Linked DNA regions of Homo sapiens: all the other regions are linked to region 1. Evidence: chromatin loops called from intact Hi-C (ENCODE). Cell type or tissue: HepG2. All regions are shown on one strand. Each heading gives the region's core, and the rest is flanking DNA. Links, peaks and the distances in the headings are about the cores only.

Region 1 (4,522 bases), core at 769-3,268:
CTAGACAGGAACATTTTGTGTGTGTGTGTGTGTGTGTTCAAGGAACAAACAGCAAGGTGTCCCGTGTGGTTGGAGTGAGTTGGAAAGAGTGGAGGAGGTTGAGGTCACATAGGGCCTTTTGGCTTGCAGGCCACAGGAAGGTTTTTTTTGTTTTGTTTTGTTTTGTTTTTGAGATGCGGAGTCTTGCTATGTCACCCAGGCTGTAGTGCAGTGGCTCAATCTTGGCTCACTGCAACCTCCACCTCCCAGGTTCAAGCAATTCTCCCTGCCTCAGCCTCCCGAGTACCTGGGCTTACCAGTGCCCGTCACCACGCCTAATTTTTTTTTTTTTTTTTTAAGTAGAGACCGGGCTTCGCCATGTTGGTCAGGCTAGTCTTGAACTCCCGACCTCAGGTGATCCGCCTACTTCGGCATCCCGAAGTACTGGGATTACAAGTGTGAGCCACTGCGCCTGGCCAGGAAGAAGTTTTTATTCCAGTTTGATGGGTACTTTAGGTAGATTTTGAGCAGGGGAGTGAAGTGCTCTTAAGAAGTTATGCTGATGGCTTGAAGAGAGTAGGCCATAATTGGCAGAATAGAGGCAGAGAAGAGAGTTAAGAAGCAACGAGGGTGATACAGGTGAGCAGTGACAAATGGCAGCTCAGAATCAAAAGCGAGCAGCCTACCAATGAAGGTGGACATAGCAGGAATTGTGCACAGTCTGGTGTGGGATAACTTGAATGTAGGTATTTGGTCTCAGCAACTAGGTGAATGGAAATGCCCTGTACAATATTAGGGAAGACTTGGGGAGTGGAGCAGTGGGATGAAGAGCTCTGGCTTGTAAGTGTGAAGACTCTGGGGACCTTGGCAAGAGGAGTCTCAGGAGAGTGACAGCAGCAAGGGACAAACAGGAGTGGGTTAAGGAGAGATGGGAGATGAGAAGCTGACACCAGGACATGATGCTTTGAGCAAATGAGAGGACACATCCGGGGAGTTGTGGGGAGGGGGATGGGAACAAAGGAAACACGTTGGGGAAAATCTCTGGCAGAGAAGGAGAAAGCCTTCAAAAAGACGCAGTTGCGGGGACAGTGTTCTGCACAAGTGGGAGGGGATCAACTGCACTGATGGAGTTGGCTTTAGTGGGAAGAAAAGAACTCTCACACTGACACAGGAGGGCAAGTGGTATCAGTGAGCATCAGCACATCACCAGCTTACCCGTAAAGGCAACAGGAAGTTGAGGGATTGTCTATGTTGTTTCCCTGTGGTCTAATTATTCCCATTGAGATTTGAACCCTGTTAGGATACTGAGAGTGCAGAATTTGGGGGAAAGGGAACAGAATCTCTCTTAAGAACATGTCATGTTCAATATCCATTTTTGAAAACACAGTCCAGTTTGGAGAACACTGCCAGATCTGATCTGCCTATCTGATAACCTTCAGACAGTAAATAAGCTCTGTTAAAATGAACTTTTTTCAGGCTTGGCACAGTGGCTCACGCCTGTAATCCCAGCACTTTGGGAGGCTGAGGTGGGCAGATCACTTGAGGCCAGGAGTTTGAGACCAGCCTGGCCAACATGGTGAAACCCCGTCTCTACTAAAAATACAAAAATTAGCCAGGCGTGCTGGCGGGTGCTCAGCTACTTGGGAGGCTGAGGCAGGAGAATCGCTTGAACCCAGGGGGCAGAGGTTGCAATGAGCCAAGATTGCATCACTGCACTCCAGCCTAAAAAGATTTCTTTTTGTCTTGATACAGAGTTCAAACAGCATATAGACATACTCTTCCACAGAGAACCCTTTGAGGTAACAGCAAATTACAGCTTACCTCTGAAATCTTTACTCAGCTGTTCACTTTGCTCAGTTCTTTGAAGGATGTTTGGTAGATGTAAAATAATTCATGAAATTGTCTCATAAACTGCTTGGCAGGTTTAGAGGAATACCAGGGGTCCAGAGACATCCTTTTGTCCATCTGTGTTCCTTGTGGAGGCACTGAATACGGGGAATATTTTACAGCCTAAAGACCTGTCATGCTGCTCTGCACAGCAGCCACTGGGTGGCTCTCTTGACCAGCAGTTCTTCAAGCTAGTGCCACAAAAGGGTTAGTTACTGTGAAAAGGAGAAGGTAAAAATGTGCTCAGTATTACTTGGGTTTTACATATTTGAGCATAATATAGCTACCTGTAAAATTACTATCTACCATGCAAGTATGATACATTGTACCTGGTAGGCACTCATTATTTATTGAACAACTCTATTATGGGTGTGGAGGTGATAAGAGTGCCTCTCTTGATGATGCTGTTTGCTGAGATGTCCAGTCATTCCTGTGACTGGGTGGGAAATGTATATGGGCAGAATAGGCAGCAGAGATATCTGACCTACAACTGTGATTTAGTGTCTTGCTTTGGCTGAGTAAGCAAAGTCTCTGTAGAACATAAGAATAAAAGGCACTTATTTTCTGGTCAAAAACAAAAGAAATTTGTCAGTCATGAATTCTTATCAAAGCATTTCGGGGCCGGGCGCGGTGGCTTACGCCTGTAATCCCAACATTTTGGGAGGATCTGGTGGATCACCTGAGATCAGGAGTTCGAGACCAACCTGACCAAAATGGAGAAACCCCGTCTCTACTGAAAATACAAAAATTAGCTGGGCATGGTGGCGCATGCCTGTAATCCCACCTAGTCGGGAGGCCGAGGCAGGAGAATCACTTGAACCTGGGAGGCGGAGGTTCTGTGAGCCGAGATCGCACCATTGCACTACAGCCTGGGCAACAAGAGTGAAACTCCGTCTCAAAAAAAAAAAAAAAGCTTATCAAAGCATTTAAACTGAACTAAAATCAAAGACCAGTGCTCTATTTTACAGGTTTACTTAGAAAGGCTTTTAACTTATGCTGAAATCGACATTTGTCCCACCAACTGGAAAAGGATTGTTCTGGGAGCCATTCTTCTTGCCTCCAAGGTTTGGGACGATCAGGCTGTATGGAATGTGGACTACTGCCAGATCCTCAAGGACATTACAGTTGAGGACATGTGAGTTTGTAAGGTTTTGGTGAACTTTCTAACCATTTTCCAGTATCTTATTCCTATAAAGTTAACAATTTAAGGAATATTTTTAAAGGTTACATTATGCAGATAATGGAAATAGGCATAAGACTATATCTGTCTATCTTTAGTATAACAGTTCACAATAGAGCAAGACTGTCTCAAAAAAAAAAAAACTAACTTCATATTTTCCATCATTACTTGGTAGGTTTTGATGTGTAATAATCTGCTTGATAAATTGAAAAATATTTTTTGGGTGGTTTTTGGCAAAAATCTTACAAGTATACTACCAGAACAACATAGCACAGTAAATATCTTTATTTTATTTTATTTTTTGTTTTGAGACGGAGTCTTGCTCGGTTGCCTAGGCTGGAGTGCAGTGATGCAGTCTCGGCTCACTGCAAGCTCCACCTCCCAGGTTCAAGCGATTCTCCTGCCTCAGCTTCCTGAGTAGCTGGGATTACAGTGGGATTACAGGCATGCGCCACCATGCCTGGCTAATTTTTGTATTTTTAGTAGAGACGAGGTTTCACTGTGTTGGTCAGGCTGGTCTTGAACTCCTGACCTTGTGATTCGCCCGCCTCCGTCTCCCAAAGAGCTGGGATTACAGGCATGAACCACTACGCCTGGCCTCTTTATGGCTTTTAAAAAGTTATCTGCCAGTTCAAGCTCCTTTCTCTTTTTCATTCATTCATTCATTCATTCATTTATATCTTTTCATGTGACCAGTAGGGTATAAACAGCCCTTAAAGGGCATATGTCTGGCCTTTGAAATAATTGTTTGGCCACTATTAGGTCTTAGGGCCTCTGGACTATTGAGAAGTTACGTAGCTTCAACCTGAGTCACACATTGTATATTTGCTTTTGCTAGTCTTTCCACATTTTATCTGAAGGTCTGTTTTTACAGAAGCCTTGAGATATGAAGATCCCTGTGCCCCTGACCCCTCCCCATTAGGAGTGTTTTTTGTATTTAGAAATTGGTCTCCTGAGTTAGGAAGCTCCAGCGTTCCCCTCAGGCGGTCTGAGAAGCACTGCTGGGGCATCATCCAACGCTCACCACACTCGAGAGGCTCCCTGGGCACTCGGACAACCACAGCACCACTTTGGGGGCCTTGAGTTACCTATGAGAGTGCAAGGATCCTTGCTGAGTCATGGAGTTCCTCACAGATGGCACCAATATGACCCTGAAACAGCAGCTTCATCAGGGTTCCTTCCAGGCTGGCCTCGTGTCGGCCGTGAAGGGAAGGGCCTTGGAGCTTGGTAGGCAGGCTGAGCCAGGGAGGCATTTCCAGCAAAGGCTCTCAGGGTGCCCACCAGACAGTGAGAATGGCTTTGTGGGTGGCATTTAGAAAAATATGAAGGAGCACCTCTTGATGATGTTGAGCAGCAGAGGAAGATCAAGGTCATGACAGGCAGTGGCAAGAGTTTGTTTTTATTGCCTTTGCCCATTACTCCATATGACTGTCATTCAGAATTACCATACCATATATTCACAACTGAAGTGAGGAT
Region 2 (4,522 bases), core at 632-3,131, 330 kb after region 1:
AGCCAGAAACATGGCCACATCCTGCTGCTAGTGAGGCTGAGAAATATGACTGATATACTGGGCAGGAAAGTTTCCAGCTAGGCCGCGCGCAGTGGCTCACACCTGTAATCCCAGCACTTTAGAAGGCCAAGGCAGGTGGATCACCTGAGACCACGAGTTCGAGATCACCCTGGCCAACATGGTGAAGCCCCGTTTCTACAAAAAATACAAAAATTAGCTGGGTATGGTGGCGCATGCCTGTAATCCCAGCTACTCGGGAGGTTGAGGCATGAAAATTGCTTGAACCCGGAAGGCGTAGGTTGCAGTGAGCTGAGATCATGCCACTGCACTCCAGCCTGGGCGACAGAGAGAGACTCTGTCTCCATCAAACAAACAAACAAACAAACAAACAAACAAAACCCAAAACATTTCCAGCCAAAGATCAGGGTTCTGTTTTGCATGTTGGGAAGGGCAGACAGGAATGAGTGGTCAAAGAGGTCTTTTCCTAGGAAGCAACAATTTGGAACTTGAATGATAAGAAGCCTCCAGTTAGATGATGGAAGCAGAATGTTTCAGGCAAGGGAAACAGCAAATGGAAAATGGCAATTTCATGGAAACAAGAAAGTCTGAAACATAATGAGAAGGAAAGGAGATTAGTCTGGGATAATAGATAATGGCTAGACCACACAGGCCTTTACCTGTCAGAGAATTGCTTTCATTTTTTAAAAAACTGAAAATTTTTAATTGCATTGGGATTTTTTTCTTTTTTTTGACTGAGTCTCACTCTATCACCCAGGGTGGAGTGCAGTGGCATGATCTCAGCTCACTGCAACTTCTGCCTCTTGGGTTCAAGTGATTCTCATGCCTCAGCCTCCTGCATAGTTGGGATTACAGGCGTGTGCCACCATGCCTGGCTAATTTTTGTAGTTGTAGTATAGATGAGGTTTCATCATAATGGCCAGGCTGGTCTCAAACTCCTGACCTCAGGTGATCTACCCACCTTGGCCTCCCAAAGTGCTGGGATTACAGGTATGAGCCACTGTACCCAGCCTGCAGTGGGAATTAATTTTAAAGGAAGGAAGTGACATGACTTAGAGTCTCGCTAGTGCTGATATATAGTAGATGTTAAAGAAATCTATCCTTAAGTACGCTGGAAATATCTTGGTTTTTAATCCTGATTACATCCCTAATCATTTAATGGGATGTGGGAAATTATTGATTGTTTTGCCTTATGTCTATAGGCAACATATAAAATTATATTTGTTCATCAGCTGCCTGAATAAAACCAATAATCCATGAGGTAGATCCACAGTAGCATGCTTTCCGTAGAGGATGTGGGGTACAGCAGATATGAGGCACTTGTGTGTTTGTGTGGAGGGGAGTACTAATAAATAAGAAAACGTCACATGTGTATGTATCTGTGCTTGAGGCAGCTCTTTGAGGATGTGTGCAAATCAAGAAAAGGGCTTTTATTTTGATTCCTTTAATTGTGCCTTATTAACTTTTTTTCTTTTTTCTTTATTAAGGTCAGTAGGCATTTGGTAGGAATCTGCATCAAACTGTTGGGCAATGGTAGACAGCAACATTGACGTCTGTAAATTTACACTTGGATTCTTAGTTTCTGGTGAGTAGTTTGTGCTCCTTCAACACTCAGTGAGAGATGATGATAAGCAAACCTTCAGCCTTCAGCTTTCCTGATGCAGTAGGAATTGCCACAAATGCCTGGCTGTGGTCGCCCTCTACTGGACGAATTAAGCCTAACGTTTAAAAGCCACCAGACCACTGTTCCCTTTATAATATCCTCTTCTGCCAAAGCCTACTCACCCTTTAGGTCTGAGAGAGGCCTCTCAGCATCCCCCCTTTCTCTCACCATCTCTGATATGTGTGTTCGTATGACTATTTGATTGACGTCTGTCTCCTCCCTTTCTGCATAGGCTGTAGTCTGCATGAGGGCAGGGACTCTGTTTGCCTCCGAGTGCCTGACACCATTCTTCAATAAATATGTGTTAAATGGATGAATAAAGGAGGAATGAAGGGCCCAAATGTCAAGAGTGAGCCTTTCACACTTCACTCTAGCTGACTGCAGCACGTAGGAGAAAATATAAATTCAAGGCATCTATCCTGCAAATTTTTTTCAAGCAACTTACGCTACTCTTAAAAACCCTGTTTATTAAAGTATTACATATATACAGAAAAGTGCACACATTGTAAGTGTCTAGTTCAATGAATTTTCAAAAACTGGTCACACCCCTGTAACCAGTACACAGATCAAGAAACAGAATGTCACCAGAAACCCAGAAACCCACCCGTGCCCTTGTGATTTTAACAGTATAGAGTTCTTTTGCATGTTTTTATATTTTATAAAAATGAAATCATACAATATGTACTTTTTTGCATCTGGCTTCTTTTCTTCTTTTTTTATTTTTTGTTTTTTTGTTTGTTTGTTTTGTTGTTTTTTTTTTTTTGAGACAGAGTCTCATTCTTGTCGCTGGAGTACAGTGGCATGATCTTGCTCACTGCACCCCCTGGGTTCAAGTGATTCTCATGCCTCAGCCTTCTGAATAGCTGGGACCACAGGCATGCATCACCACACCTGGCTAATTTTTGCATTTTTCTGTAGAGATGGGATTTCGCCATGTTTCCCAGGCTGGTCTTGAACTCATGAGCTCAAGTAATCGGCCTGCCTCAGCCTCCCAAAGTGCTGGGATTACAGGTGGGAGACACCACACCCAGCCTTGAAAACACATTTCAATATTTTGTTAAAGATGAGCAGAAAAGGGCCAGGAGCGGTGGCTCACACCTATAATCCCAGCACTTTGGGAGGCCAAGGTGGGCAGATCACGAGGTCAAGAGTTCAAGACCAGCCTGGTCAACATGGTGAAACCCCGTCTCTACTAAGAATACAAACATTAGCCAGGCATGGTAGCGTGTGCCTGTAATCCCAGCTGCTAGGGAGGCTGAGGCAGGAGAATCACTCGAACCCAGGAGGCGGAGGTTGCAGTGAGCTGAGATCGCGCCACTGCACTCAAGCCTGGGCAACAGAGCAAGACTCCGTCTCGAAAAAAAAAAGAAAAAAAGGTGAGCAGAAAAAGTTAATAGTGATTTTCCTTGGTAAAGCCTTAAGGTTTATACCAAAATCATAATCATAGAGCAGATGGCTGGAATAATACAAGATAAAGTTCACTCAACTTTAACAGTGCCTTCCCAGTATGGAAGGAATACAGAAGCTTCTTTCTCATGGGGAGGTGGTTGTGTTGAGGTGGCAAGGGCACTAAACTTATGATCAGAAGAACTAGGACTGAGTTTTGTTGTTGTTGTTGTTCAGGTTGGATGGGTAATGTGCCAGCGCTGTAACAAGGTTCAGAGGGAGGCACATATCACACTTAGGCACAAACACCAAATCATGCTCCTGAACTACAAAAGGAGTGAGTTTTACTTGGCCAGTTACCATTTCTGAGCTTCGGGTAGGTCATTCACTCTCTGAGTTTCATCTGTTAAAATGGACATGCCAATATCTGTCCCATAGAATTGTGTAGGGGAGGAAAAAAATATTTTTTCCTCTACTCTTTCTGATTCTTAGCACAAAAGATAGATTAACAAACTTATTTAAGTTTTACATGACATGGGAAGCTTCATAAGGAAATGAAGACCCAAAGAAGCAGTTAAATGTGAGCGTTGTTTATTGTAGGTTTAGTGAAGAGTGGACCACTGTGGAGAAATGTGGTAGGGCAAAAAGGGTATGATCTAATGGTAAGAAACGGGGAAACGCAGCAAGGCCTGTTTGTTCACTTTAAAATTTTTTTTTTTTTAAATAGAGAGAGGGTCTTGCTATGTTGTTCAGGCTGGTCTCAAGCTCCTGGGCTCAAGCCATCCCTCTGCCTCAACCTCCCAAATTGCTGGGATTACAGGCATGGGCAACTGCACCTGGCCCTCTGTTTTCTTTAAGACCAAGAAGTAAGACCTAGAGTGTTGAAAAACGGATAGTACTGATAGGGTAAGTGGTTACATAAAACTACATTACATAAATTACATAAATATTTCCTGGAAGCTCTGAGCCTGTCAACTGCCCAGCGTGATTCCTCACCCTGCCCTGTTCTGCACTGTGGGAACCTTTAGTCTGCAGGCTTCCTTGCTCCGTGAGTTTTGTATATTCTGCTGGGGACAGGCATGAGTGGATGGGTATTTCTCCCGCCTCTCTGTGCTTCCTGTGATGTCTTCCACAGCAGCAGAGTCTCTTTCAAGGCTCTAACTCCCTCTGAAAGGCCCTCCCTCCATGGTCCAGACCCCTGCAAGGGAGCCTCTATAATGGTTCTATTTCCAGCCAGACAATTCTAGCTTTTAGGCTGAGAATAGCATCTCTTCCTACTGTCCCTCCAGCCCACGGATGTTAGCTGATTCTTGCTGTCGCTAATCTCCGGGTTACGTCACCACCCCGTTTGGCATCTCAGCTCTTCTATCACTTTTATAATCTATTTCCTGAATTAAATTCCCCTGGATTGAAAGAGTGGCTTCTATTGTCCTGACTTGATACACTCTGATTTCA
Region 3 (4,522 bases), core at 632-3,131, 230 kb after region 1:
CCCCATTGCCAAACACAATTTTAAACCTCAACCAGTAATTTCACCGAAGAAGCATGCCTCATTTGCTGCTACAGGTGTCCCCGAAAAGCTGTACCACCAAATTAACTGTTCCTACATACCATTCCCATCATGTGCTTCTCTGCTCAAGAACCTTCTGTGACTTCAGGGTCAAACATAAAATGTAATCTGAACTGTCTTTACTTTTATAGGTCAAAAATGACTGAAAAATCTGCAATTTCACATAGTTCTACCTGGCACCATCTCTGAGAGTTCTCTAACCCAATGCATGGGCGTCACATCTGTAGCAATTGTCACAGCTGCCTTTTGACATTCACTGATGTGATTATTTGATTCATGTCTTCCCTAGTGGACTGCAAATTTCATGAAGGCAAGGACCATGTCTGCTTTCCTCCAGCACTGACCCATCTAGGTGCATCCAAGTTTCTGGGCACACAATAAATGACAGAATGAATGAAACAACTAAGTTTTCAAATTTCAAGAAGTAGAACTAGCAAGTGTAAGGGTCCTAGAGGTAGGCATGATAATAGTAGGTTCCAGGAACAGCAAGAAGACCACTATAAGGCTGGGCACAGTGGCTTACGCCTGTCATCCCAGCACTTTGGGAGGCCGGGGGGCGGGGGGGCGGTGGATCATGAGGTCAGGAGTTCGAGACCAGCTTGACCAACATGGCAAAACCCCGTCTCTACTAAAAATACAAAAATTAGCCGGGCCTGGTGGCACACGCCTGTAATCCCAGCTACAAGGAAGGATGAGGCAAGAGAATCACTTGAACCCAGGAGGCGGAGGTTGCAGTGAGCCGAGATCATAACACTGCACTCCAGCCTGGGCAACAGGGCGAGACTCCGTCTCAAAAAAAAAAAAAAAAAAAGAAGACCACTATGGCTGGGGCTTCCTAAGCTCAGTGCAACCCTGGAGCTGCAGAAGAAGCCACGGAACAGTCACACATAATCAGATACAACTATCAAAAATCAAGTACACATTTAAGAAATATACCGTTATGTATCAGCATATATTTTTAAAACCATAACCTCAGGCATTTTTGCATAACCATGGTCCATTTTTTTCTGCAGGGCTGTTTAAATTTTAAAGAAGGATATAGAAAATTCTTCACTTACAGAAATAATTTAATGAAATAAGGCCAATTGCACTATTTTGTAGATTTAAAAGCCAACATTTGTGGCTCCCCTGAATAGCAAGTAAATGACATCATAACAAAGAGCTACTCCATACAATCTTCCACTTCTAAAGTTTATTCATCCAAACTATTTAAAGGGGGAAGAACTAAGTAGACATAAAAACTTATAAAGGGGCACACTAAAACCATGAAATACAGTGAATTAGCCTCTCCTTAAAATAATACGTAAAGCCAAAACTCATCAAAAACAATGTGCTGAAGTTTTTGGCATTTTGGAAGATCAACATGCTATGCCACCAGCTTTTTCACTGAAGGTGTGTTTTTATGAGGATGCAAAGTTAGAAGACATAGGTACAAAAGGAAGAAGCAGCTGGTTTAGATTAACTGTGTTTGTGAGAAACACAGATCAATTTTTAACGTTCCATCTGCTATAATAATCTCTGATATAATGAACAGTCTCCCAGGTAATTTAAAAAACATTCAGAAGTTTGCTTAACAGGTTTTGGCCTTTTTCTTTTGAGACTCTGCCCCCTACAGGAGATCAGGAAATAAAGTATTCTTACCTAGAAAACCAGAGTTCAGCCTGGCACAGGCGGTGGCTTACGCCTGTAATCCCAGCACTTTGGGAGGCTGAGGCAAGCGGATCACCTGAGGTCGGGAGTTTGAGACCAGCCTGACCAACATGGAGAAACCCTCATCTCTACTAAAAGTACAAAATTAGCCAGGCGTGGTGGCGCATGCCTGTAATCCCAGCTACTCAGGAGGCTGAGGCAGGAGAATCACTTGAACCCAGGAGGCGGAGGTTGCAGTGAGCCGAGATCATGCCATTGCACTCCAACCTGGGCAACGAGAGCGAAACTCCATCTCAAAAAAAAAGAAAAAAAAGAAAGAAAACCAGAGTTCAAGTGCTGGTATGAAAAACAACCTGGTAAACCACAAGTATCACAAAGCAACTGAATGCAGCACTTTCTGAGGGAAGAAAGGGCATATAAATGGAACAGCTTTTCTTTCTTTTCTTTTTTTTTGGAATGTGCCACACTATACAAAATAAGACTGACTTCTCCCTGTCCCAAATTAGAAACCTGTCTCTCTCTGCCCCGTTCGTTAAAACTCCGAACCAAAGCACAAAGTTAAAAGTCAAGCAGTGCAAATAAATTTTAGACTGCCTTCCTCCCCTGATTCCGTACTACTACCCTTACCCAACCTATCCTCCACAAGCCAAATTTCGTGAGCACAAAATTTAGACAGCAAAGGGAAGCATCCTATCATATGGAACCTAACTAAGGCAGCTGCCAGAAATTTCTATTCCTGCCCATTATATTATAATAATACGTTTCCTGTTCTTTTCTACTCAGCTTCCTTCTCCTTCTTTTGCTCACTTTTCTTTTTTTCCTGATTTCATTTCTCCAGCTGCCGGATGCGAATGAGCTTGCTGAATGGCACCTTCTTACCTACATTTCTCCTTCCTCTTGAGTGTCAGGAATGCTACGAATGCAGTGCAGAGCATGGGCAGTGCACACTCCATCAGAAGGCACACTTCTGAGAGGGAGGTGAATTAGGCAATACCTCTTGTGAAATACCTGAGGCTTTTCTTCCCTCTTTTACTAGAAAGTTTCTTGATTCAGCTACTCCAATCTCCACATCTTGAGAACTAAGCTGAGCTGTTCTTCCTTACTCCAATAACACAACAGATTTGCTGACCACGTCTGTAATCTAAAGCCACGGAAGTGTACCATAATTCCAGGATGTCCAGAGTAAGCACTTAGTAAATTATTATTGAATGTCTGAACTTAAAAATATATGTACTAGTATAAGACACTGAAATGTCAGTAATTTCTATTTTTTTAAAAAACTGCTAAAACTAGTATCTCATCATTTCAAAACCATTTTCCAAAAGTATCTGGGTGACTTAACACAGGTCTTTCATACCTACAGATACATATATATAAACTAGTAGAGCTTCTTTTTTTTTTTTTTGAGATGGAGTCTCACTCTGTCAACCAGGCTGGAGTGCAGTGGTGCAATCTCAGCTCACTGAAACCTCCGCCTCCCAGGTTCAAGCGATTCTCCTGCTCAGCCTCCCGAGTAGCTGGGATTACAGGCGCCCACCACCACACCCGGCTAATTTTGTATTTTTAGTAGAGACGGGGTTTCACCATATTGGCCAGGCTGGTCTCGAACTCCTGACCTTGTGATCCGCCCGCCTCGGCCTCCCAAAGTGCTGGGATTACAGGTGTGAGCCACCGCGCCCAGTCTAGTAGAGCTTCTTAACTGGCTCAGTGTTTCTGGTCTCTCTGATCCCACTCTGCAAGTTTCTGGTCCACAATCACTGAGGCCCTTGAGTCAAAGCAAGGATGATTCACTCAGTCCTCACTCTGGGTAATTTATTTTCCATAGAAAAGACTAGCATCATAACTAACCTAAGTTCAAAACGTGGGTTTTCAATGGCCACCTTTATTTGGCTTTTTTCAATGCAGGAGCAAGGACAAAATTTTAAATGTGGTTTTGGCTGGTGGTGAGCTTCTTGATGATTTTTAAACAACATGTTAAACCTAATAGACTTGAATTAAAACCTTCCAAATCAGATTTCCATTTAAAGCCATTCTCATGGTAAATTTAATGTCACAAACTGTGGGGTTTAATGGAAGGAAAATAATTTTATTTAGTTTATAACAGATATCTAGATCGGGTTCAGTGAGGTTTTAAAAGCTTTTTTTTTTTTTTTTTTTTTTTTTTGAGATGGAGTGTCGCTCTGTCGCCCAGGCTGGAGTACAGTGGTGCAGTCTCAATCTTGGCTCACTGCAACCTCTGCCTCCTGGGTTCAAGTGATTCTCCTGCCTCAGCCTCCTGAGTAGCTGGGATTACAAGCACCCACCACCAAGCCTGACGAATTTTTGCACTTTTAGTAGAGATGGGGTTTCACTATGTTGGCCAGGCTGGTCTTGAACTCCTGACCTCAAGTAATCCACCTGCCTTGGCCTCCCGAAGTGCTGGGATTTCAGGTGTGAGCCACTGCACCTGGCACAATTTTTTTTTTTTTTTTTGGTAATTTTACTGTTTCAGGAAAGGTGGAAAGAATGGGGAGTAGAGGAAAGATGAAGTAACAAGCTTTTACAAAATAAGATTGTTGACCTCAAACTCCACTTTGCATCTCATCCTTACATAGCAGTTCCAGAAGGCCTGGGCTTCCCCATGATGGGCATAAGCCCATAGTGACTCAGTGGTCATCTGCTGAATCATCATTTACTCCGCTTTTAGCCACCCCCACATTTTCTGTCAAGACTGATTTTCTAGATTTCACCTTAAGACGATTTGACAAGGTCAAGATCAATGACAGTTACTGACTGTGGCCATTTTCCTTGCCTA

What was found. Hi-C counts contacts between places; a loop is a spot of excess contacts. Peaks named below come from ENCODE experiments on the same cell type or tissue, not always from the same donor. Only the 100,000 strongest peaks of a DNase experiment are listed, where the experiment ranks them.
Region 2: a loop joins it to region 1, with 12 times the contacts of the local background. A loop is called at or near these places in 80 of 110 quality-filtered maps.
Region 3: it touches region 1 in a loop (8-fold over the local background); 65 of 110 quality-filtered maps call a loop at or near these places.

The regions. Positions count from the first base shown.
Region 1 is chr2:207,744,213-207,748,734 of GRCh38, forward strand. CCNYL1 (cyclin Y like 1) reads left to right here. Exons shown (of 10, transcript NM_001330218.2): 8 at 2,835-3,001. Among named protein-coding and RNA genes, the nearest start is that of MIR4775, 8.3 kb to the right of the region's middle. In HepG2, for the core only: a CTCF peak has its summit at 2,032 (motif pointing right); DNase peaks (open chromatin) are centred at 2,039 and 2,939.
Region 2 is chr2:208,070,758-208,075,279 of GRCh38, forward strand. LOC105373854 (a long non-coding RNA gene) reads left to right here. Exons shown (of 4, transcript XR_923815.3): 3 at 1,506-1,603. LOC124905439 (small nucleolar RNA U13) reads right to left here and starts at 3,405; the gene lies at 3,304-3,405. In HepG2, for the core only: a CTCF peak has its summit at 1,716 (motif pointing left); a DNase peak (open chromatin) is centred at 1,714.
Region 3 is chr2:207,971,717-207,976,238 of GRCh38, forward strand. All of the region lies in intron 3 of PLEKHM3 (pleckstrin homology domain containing M3), which reads right to left. Among named protein-coding and RNA genes, the nearest start is that of PLEKHM3, 52 kb to the right of the region's middle. In HepG2, for the core only: a CTCF peak has its summit at 1,684 (motif pointing left); a DNase peak (open chromatin) is centred at 1,695.